2 separate regions of the Homo sapiens genome follow, and region 2 is linked to region 1. A link is an interaction called in ENCODE POLR2A ChIA-PET data of the cell type or tissue named here. Cell type or tissue: CD4-positive, alpha-beta T cell. All regions are shown on one strand.

The links. ChIA-PET counts read pairs that join two places held together with the same protein. Peaks named below come from ENCODE experiments on the same cell type or tissue, not always from the same donor. Only the 100,000 strongest peaks of a DNase experiment are listed, where the experiment ranks them.
Region 2: POLR2A ChIA-PET joins it to region 1 with 7 read pairs; 3 of 35 experiments call an interaction of 5 or more read pairs at or near these places.

What each region holds. Positions count from the first base shown.
Region 1 is chr17:8,077,807-8,081,806 of GRCh38, forward strand. It overlaps ALOX12B (arachidonate 12-lipoxygenase, 12R type), which reads right to left. Exons shown (of 15, transcript NM_001139.3): 3 at 3,300-3,381; 4 at 3,078-3,170; 5 at 2,852-2,974; 6 at 2,429-2,532; 7 at 1,963-2,135; 8 at 1,590-1,733. LOC107985075 (a long non-coding RNA gene) reads left to right here and starts at 1,642. Exons shown (of 2, transcript XR_001752778.2): 1 at 1,642-1,718; 2 at 1,999-4,000. RefSeq lists a silencer at 1,816-1,995 and an enhancer at 2,056-2,165. In CD4-positive, alpha-beta T cell, CTCF peaks have their summits at 2,322 (motif pointing right) and 2,522; DNase peaks (open chromatin) are centred at 1,615, 2,045, 2,315 and 2,875; H3K4me3 peaks cover 1,372 bases; H3K27ac peaks cover 313 bases.
Region 2 is chr17:7,899,258-7,903,257 of GRCh38, forward strand. It overlaps CHD3 (chromodomain helicase DNA binding protein 3), which reads left to right. Exons shown (of 40, transcript NM_001005273.3): 15 at 86-286; 16 at 639-776; 17 at 1,033-1,154; 18 at 1,301-1,474; 19 at 1,595-1,736; 20 at 1,987-2,118; 21 at 3,353-3,470; 22 at 3,680-3,804. Among named protein-coding and RNA genes, the nearest start is that of CHD3, 12 kb to the left of the region's middle. RefSeq lists an enhancer at 3,434-4,000. In CD4-positive, alpha-beta T cell, no CTCF peak of the experiment used is centred here; no DNase peak of the experiment used is centred here.

The DNA of each region.
Region 1 (4,000 bases):
GATGGATGGATGAAGTCAAAGAGACAAGCACACCCCACAGACACATATACATGCACACACTCACAGATGCACACACATAGGGGCATACAAGTACAGCTGGCCCTCCGTATCCATGGGTTCCACACCAGTGGATTCCACCAGCAACAGATGGAAAATATTCTGGGAGAAAAAGTGTCTCTACTGAACGTGTACAGACTTTTTTTCCTTGTCATTCCCTAAACAATACAGTGTAACAACTATCTACATAGCATTTACATTGTATTGTATTGGGTACTATAAGAAATCCAGAAAGGATCTATTTTATTTCATTTTATTTATTTATTTATTTATTTATTTATTTATTTATTTATTTATTTTTGAGAAGGAGTCTTGCTCTGTCACCAGGCTGGAGTGCAGTGGCACGATCTCTGCTCACTGCAACCTCTGCCTCCTGGGTTCAAGAGATTCTCCTGCCTCAGCCTCCTGAATATCTGGGACTACAGGCGCCGCCCCCGACCATGCCCAGCTAATTTTTGTAGTTTTAGTAAAGATGGGGTTTCCCCATGTTGGCCAAGCTGGTCTTGAGCTCCTGACCTCAGGTAATCTGCCCACCTCGGCCTCCCAAAGTGCTGGGGATTACAGGCGTGAGCCACCACACCGGGCCTAGAGAGCGGGCCTAGAGAGGATTGAAAATACACAAGAGGGCCGGGCGAGGTGGCTCACGCCTGTAGTCCCAGCACTTTGGGAGGCTGAGGCGGGAGAATCGCTTGAGCCCAGGAGTGCAACATGGAAGAAAGCGTAGCGCTCCTTGTGTACACGCAGCAGCAAGAGCTCACCCAGCTCCGCTGAGCAGCGCACTTTGTACTTCTGTACCTCAGGGGACCAAGACAGCAAGCAGGTGAGAGGCGGGGAACTGCCAAGGCGGTCCTTGAGCCTTGCAAGGTGCATCTCCACCTAAGCCTATTCGGGCATACAAACCTGAGCTGCTCCCAGCCCATACCGGGCTTTTGTATGAACTAGAAAAATGTGCCCAGGCTGGACGCGGTGGCTCACGCCTGTGATCCCAACACACAAGAAGATGTGTGTAAGTTATATGTAAATACTGGGACTTTTTTTTTTTTTTTTTTTTTGAGATGGAGTCTCGCTCTGTCGCCCAGAGCGACATGCAGTGGCATGATCTAGGCTCACTGCAAGCTCCGCTTCCTGGGTTCACGCCATTTTCCTGCCTCAGCCTCCCGAGTAGCTGGGACTACAGGCGCCCGCCACCACGCCCGGCTAAATTTTTGTATTTTTAGTAGAGACGGGGTTTCACCGTGTTAGCCAGGATGGTCTCGATCTCCTGACCTCGTGATCCGCCCGCCTCGGCCTCCCAAAGTGCTGGGATTACAGGCGTGAGCCACCGCGTCCGGCAATACTGGGACATTTTATATAAGAAACTTGAGCATCTGCAGATTTTGGCATCCCGGGGAGGTCCTGGAACCAATCTCTCAAGGATAACGAGAGACGGCTGAATACATGCAGGTCCACACGCTCACATAAGCGCGCGCACACTCGGAGGAGCATTCGCGCACACAGAGGCTCAGCGGCAGCGCCGCCTGCAGCCCAGGCACCTGGATGGCGATGGGCATCATCTTGCCCTCGGGTCCAAAGTGCAGCAGGCAGAGGGGGGCGCAGTGGTGCTGCTTCCGGCCGCTGAGCTCCACGGTGGGGATGCCCTCCATGATGCGGTAGTCGGCCAGGTAAATGTTCCCCTTCTGGAGGGGAGCCGCGATGGGTGGCAAGTAGGCACCCACACGGGAAGCCCGTGACCCGCGCCGCAGGTGCACAGGGCGCTGGCGACTAGGGGCAGGGGTGGGACGGGGACAGGGACGCGGGGTGCGGGCTTGCCTGGGACTGGCGCGGGCGCCGGAGGTGGGGAGAGACGGGGATGCCCGCGAGGGAGGCCGGGAGGAGGGCCGGGGTCTCCGCCGGAGCGGGCCTCACCTCCAGCTCCGCTTGCAAGCACGTTCCCTCGCCCAGGAACGGAGCCACCATGTCGTCTGTGACGGGGAACTTGTCTGGGATCCGCGTGCAGCGGCGGATCAGGCCGGGGTTGACGCCGTTGAGGTACTGGTACCCAAAGAAGGTGTCCTCTGCCCAGTGCTCGGCCACGTACTCTGCGAGGACGGCGCGAGGGCGTCACAAGGAGGCCCGGCCCCCCTCGGGGACGGAGAGGCATGGGACAGAAGAAGACTATGGGCACCGAGAGGAGTCGGGGAGGAAAACGAGGCCCCCAGCCTGGCGCTGAGCGGCCGGAGGAGCCCGGTGCGACATTTTCCAAGAAGCCGCCAGAGGGCGCGCGCGCGCCTCGCTGCCTCTCCCGTCCCACTGCCCCGAAGTCGGGGGCCTGCCTAGCACGCCGGAGACCGCCTGGCTCCCCCTGCTCGATCCGGGACGCCCCATTCCATACCGGAGACGACAGATTTCTTGCCAGGGAAAATTTTCCTAATGTCCTTCAGCCTCTTCCACGAATGTTTGCAGTCCAACAGGCCGCGGACTTTGAAAGCCAGTGCCCTAGGAGATGGGATTCCAGGAAGAGGCCTTCAGAGGGGCTGCCAAGCGCCGGCTGGGGCAGGTGGCGGGGCCGCCCCATCCACTTAGGTCTCTGGGTCTCAGGGTCTGTGCGTCGCAAAGTCTCTGGGTCCCATGTCTCAAGATCTTTGCATCTCTAGGTCTCTGGGATCATGTCTCAGGTTTTCTGGGTCTGCGTTTCAGCTCCCTCTGCCTTCCTGGCCATTCCAACCTCTGGGGCTGTCTTGGAGGCCGCCAAGGTTGGGGGAGAGGGAAAGTTCTTGCAGGAGCCCTCGTTCTCCCGTCACTCACACGGACTCACATGGGCCCCAGGCGGACGAAGAAGGAGGCCGTCTTGAGGAAGGAGTAGCGGAGATTTAAGTTCAGGAACTTGGTGGCCTTAAAGTTGATGAGAATTGGGAATCCCGGAATATAGCCATTCCACCTGTGGGGAGAAGCGCAGGGCAACTGGGATCCAGGGGGCGGGGAGGAGGCAGGCGCCCAGGGGAAAACCATGGGCGGGGCCCAGCACAGCTTCGGGTCCTTACTCAGGCCGGTTGGGGTTGCGATGCCTCCGCACCGGAGGGCGGTAACTGGGAATGTGCACATAGCTGGGCAGGCCAGGAAGAAAGACTCGCCAGCTGCAAGGGAAACCGAGATGTCACCCTCATGCCCGTGCACCACCCCAGGGCAAAGGGCCAGAGCCATCACTGCCCCCCACCTCCCTGGACCCCTGCCGGGCGCCCAGACTCTGCCACCCGCCCCCTCACTGGTAGAAGTCCTGCTTGGCTCTGATCTCCTCTTTTCTGTGCTCCAGGAGGACGGGGAGCGAGTCATCTGCTGTTGTCTTTCCTGTAGGGAGACCAAGGAGAGGACTCAAGGGCTGACCCTTGCCCCTGCCCACTTCAGGAAGCAGGAGTTCAGCTTCTGTGCCCCAGGTCGTCTCTGGGGGGGCCCATGACCAAGGAGTGGGAAGGCTCACCTTGGGAGAGTGAAGGTGCGTCCTGTCCGGAAATATCAGATAAAAGAATCACGGACCCACCCTCTTTCCTCTTGCTCTACTGTCAAGCTAAGCTCTGCTGCTGCAAAAAGTCCCTCCTCTAGACCCACTGAAATATTTTTTATTTCTATAAATTCATGGAGTACAAGAGCAATGTTGTTACATGCATAGTGGCCAAGTTAGGGCTTTAGGTTACCCATCACCCAAATAAAGTATATTGTACCCATTAAGTAATTTCTCATCATCCACCCCCTCCCATCCTCTCACCCTTGAGAGTCTCCATTGTCTATTGTTTTGCTATGTCCATGTGTACACATTTTTTTTTTAATGGAGTCTCGTTCTTGTCACCCAGCCTGGAATGCAATGGCATGATCTCGGCTCACTGCAACCTCTGCCTCCTGGGTTCAAGCGATTCTGCTGCCTCAGTGTCCGGAGTAGGTGGGATTACAGGTGCCTGCCACCATGCCCGGC
Region 2 (4,000 bases), 180 kb before region 1:
GGAAGATAAAGGGGTGTAGCTGGCAGAGGACTAGGGTATACGGCCTCTAGCCTAGACTTATGCTGCCCCCATTCTTGACTCCCAGGGCCACACAAAAGGTCCCTTCCTGGTGAGTGCCCCACTCTCTACCATCATTAACTGGGAGCGGGAGTTCCAGATGTGGGCACCCAAATTCTATGTGGTGACATACACGGGTGACAAGGACAGCCGGGCCATCATTCGTGAGAATGAATTCTCCTTTGAGGACAATGCCATCAAAGGGGGCAAGAAAGCTTTTAAGATGAAGGTAAGACCCTCTACCTCATATCCTCTGAGACCCTCAAAGCTGTCACTTCTTTTTCTCAGCCAGGAATTCAGTTTCTCTATTCCCCTCCTCACCTTTCTCCTCTTCCTCCACCTGTCCTCCTGTCTCTGCACTACCATCCTAGAGATATGGCAGGTACTCCCAGGGGCATACATGGATCTGTCGGTACTGGAAATGTGGGCAGAGGTTTAGGAGCCATGGTCTGTAATCCCTGCTTGGAGAACAGAGTAATGGCTCCTGTTGGGAGCCACAGTCAGGACAAGGTGTCTGGTTCTGGAGGTGTAGGTGCATGGTTGTCAGGTGGCAGCTGAATGGGCAATAATTATGTTGGCAGAGGGAGGCACAGGTGAAGTTCCATGTTCTCCTGACATCGTATGAGCTGATCACCATTGATCAGGCAGCACTTGGTTCCATCCGCTGGGCCTGTCTTGTGGTAGATGAGGCCCATCGACTCAAGAACAACCAGTCCAAGGTGAGTGAGGTTTCCAGACCTAAAAAACTTGAAGTTGTGGACTTCCCACTTGCCTTGGTCCTAAAAAACAACAAAAATTCTGGGGATTTTCTGTAGTCTGGGAGGACGTCCAGGTTGGAAGAGGGAGAGGGCCAGAGATTTGGGGCCTCTGATCCTGAGTGAAATGGGAGCTGGGGCAGGGAAAGGCTGATGCTGTGGGTCGGTCACTTGTCACTAATAAGCCCATTTTCCTGCCTTGCCTTGCCCCATCTTTTAGTTTTTCAGGGTTCTCAATGGTTACAAGATAGATCATAAGTTGCTGCTGACAGGAACCCCATTGCAGAATAATCTGGAGGAGCTCTTCCATCTCCTGAACTTCCTCACCCCAGAGAGATTTAAGTAAGTGGTTCCCTAAGGGTAGTTGGCAGAGATGAGAGGTGGAGCAGATAAAATGAGCTGGTAGAGGATTAATCTGAGGTGGTAAGTCTGAGATCAGGGGCAAGGAACTTGCCGACCTGTTAATTTTCTTCTCTTCTGGCTCTTAGCAACTTGGAGGGCTTCCTGGAGGAGTTTGCTGACATATCCAAAGAGGACCAGATCAAGAAACTGCATGATTTGCTGGGGCCACACATGCTGCGGAGACTCAAGGCAGATGTCTTTAAGAACATGCCAGCCAAGACAGAGCTCATCGTTCGGGTGGAGCTAAGCCCCATGCAGAAGTAAGATGCAAGACGAGCTGCCTGGAGTAGGGCTTGGGGATTGATGGGAGCGTTCCAAGTGCAATATCATAATTGCTTCCTTTATTTATGTTTCTTTTACACCCCTTTCCTGGCCTTTAGGAAATACTACAAATACATCCTGACTCGAAATTTTGAGGCCTTGAATTCACGAGGTGGTGGGAACCAGGTGTCGCTGCTTAATATCATGATGGATCTTAAGAAGTGCTGCAACCATCCATACCTTTTTCCCGTGGCTGCTATGGTAGATACACAGAGCAGGGAGCTGATCGAACGCCCATTCTCAGAAAACATGGGTGGGGAGTAGTGGGGAGGTGGGTATTGAGCCACAGGGGTGGAGCTGGGCTGGAAGGCCACGGACTGGGTGTCTGAGAACAGGAGGAATTGGGAACATGTGGAAGCTGGATCCGGGCATCTGGCCTTCTAGGTGTGGCAAGAATATGGGGGCATGTTTCCAACTGACCCCCTCCTCCTCCTCTCTCCTCCCTTTTCAGGAGTCCCCCAAACTCCCCAGTGGGGCTTATGAGGGTGGGGCACTTATTAAGTCGTCTGGGAAGCTCATGCTGCTCCAGAAGATGCTGCGAAAGCTGAAGGAGCAAGGACACCGAGTGCTCATCTTCTCGCAGGTGACCTGTGCCCTTAGCTGTCTTTACATCTGCTTCCTCTTCCCTCTCCTCATCCTCCAGACTTTAATTTCTTACGGTCTTCCTGTGGCTGCTCTGGTGTGACAAATGAGGAGATTCCTCCTGTAAGAGTTTTTTTTTTTTTTTTTTTTTTTGAGACAGAGTTTCGCTCTTATTGCCCAGGCTGGAGTGCAGTGGCACGATCTCGGCTCACTGCAACCTCTGCTTCCTGGGTTCAAGTGATTCTCCTGCCTCAGCCTCCCAAGTAGCTGGGATTACAGGCGTGCACCACCATGCCTAGCTAATTTTTGTATTTTTAGTAGAGACGGGATTTCACCATGTTGGTCAGGATGGTCTCCATCACCTGACCTCAGGTGATCTGCCCGCCTCGGTCTCCCAAAGTGCTGGGATTACTGTATAGCAAGTTCATTCTTGGCCTCTGATGCCTGTTCTTAAGGTTGCTGGAAGTTGAGGTCCAGCTCTAGTTCCTTTTCAGCTGCATGAGGGAAGGGGGAGGGTGAGCCATCTGCCTCCTTAGGGACTGGTATTATTTCTTCATCTTATTGGCAGGTGAGGGTGAAGGGCACAGACCCTTTGGAAATGTGATGAAAGCTCTGGGTCTACTCACCAGAAAACTGCACATACAATGACACAATTTTGTACGGATTTTCAGGGGGTTCCTGGATTTCCCTGAAACCTTTTCATGGGTCTCAGAGAACCTCTGCCTTAGGAGAAACAATCTTAAATCAAGAGAGTGTGACAAGAGGGCCAGACGTGGTGGCTCACACCTGTAATCCCAGCACTTTGGGAGGCCGAGGCAGGAAGATCACTTGAGGTCAGGAGTTTCAAGACCAGCCTGGCCAACATGGTGAAACCCTGTCTCTACTTAAAATACAAAAATTAGCTGGGCGTGGTGGCGCACACCTGTAGTCCCAGCTACTAGGGAGGCTGAGGCGGTAGGATCACTTGAACCCAGGAGTGGAGGTTGCAGTGAGCAGAGATGGCACCACTGCACTCCAGCTAGGGCAACAGAATGAGACTCCATCTCAAAAAAAAATAAAAATAAATAAAAATAAGAAAAGAGAGTGTGACAAGAAGGTGGAATAATGAGGAGCTTAAGACAGGGCAGGGGTTCAGGTGTAAAGATTAGGGTTGAGTTTGTGTAAAGGAGTAGTTAGAATAAGCAAGCATCCCACCACCTCATTATTGCAGACTCCATCCTTTTCTCTTGCTCTAGATGACCAAAATGTTAGACTTGCTTGAGGACTTCTTAGACTATGAAGGCTACAAGTATGAGCGCATCGATGGTGGTATCACGGGTGCCCTGAGGCAGGAGGCCATCGATCGGTTTAATGGTGAGGGAGATACACTGGTCCCTGGTGGGTGTGGGAGGCCTGAGAAACCTGTGATAGGTCCCTGGGATGGGAGGGGGACTGGCTTGGGGGACATTGGAAACTTAGGCTTTGAGTTGGGGGCATGGTTGTTTGTCATCAGAGAACATCTAGGAGCAGGTGGACAGAACTACCGGGTACAAGAAAAACCTGATCCAACTCTCACCTCCTAGCTCCTGGGGCCCAACAATTCTGCTTCCTCCTGTCCACCCGAGCTGGGGGCCTGGGCATCAATCTGGCCACTGCTGACACTGTCATCATCTTTGATTCTGACTGGAACCCCCATAATGACATCCAGGTGGGAACTCGCATCCTAGAACCCCTGCACCATTTAGCAAGGAGATGTGGGTTCATGGAGGAGGGTGTCATGTTCCGGGGTCAGAAATAAATCTCTTCTGGGAGGAGAGAAGGCCCTTCTTCAGCAGCCTTCTTTCCTGAGGCAGCTCTATGGGCAGCTTCTCCCCGGCCACTCCCCTGACCCACCCGCCACTTTC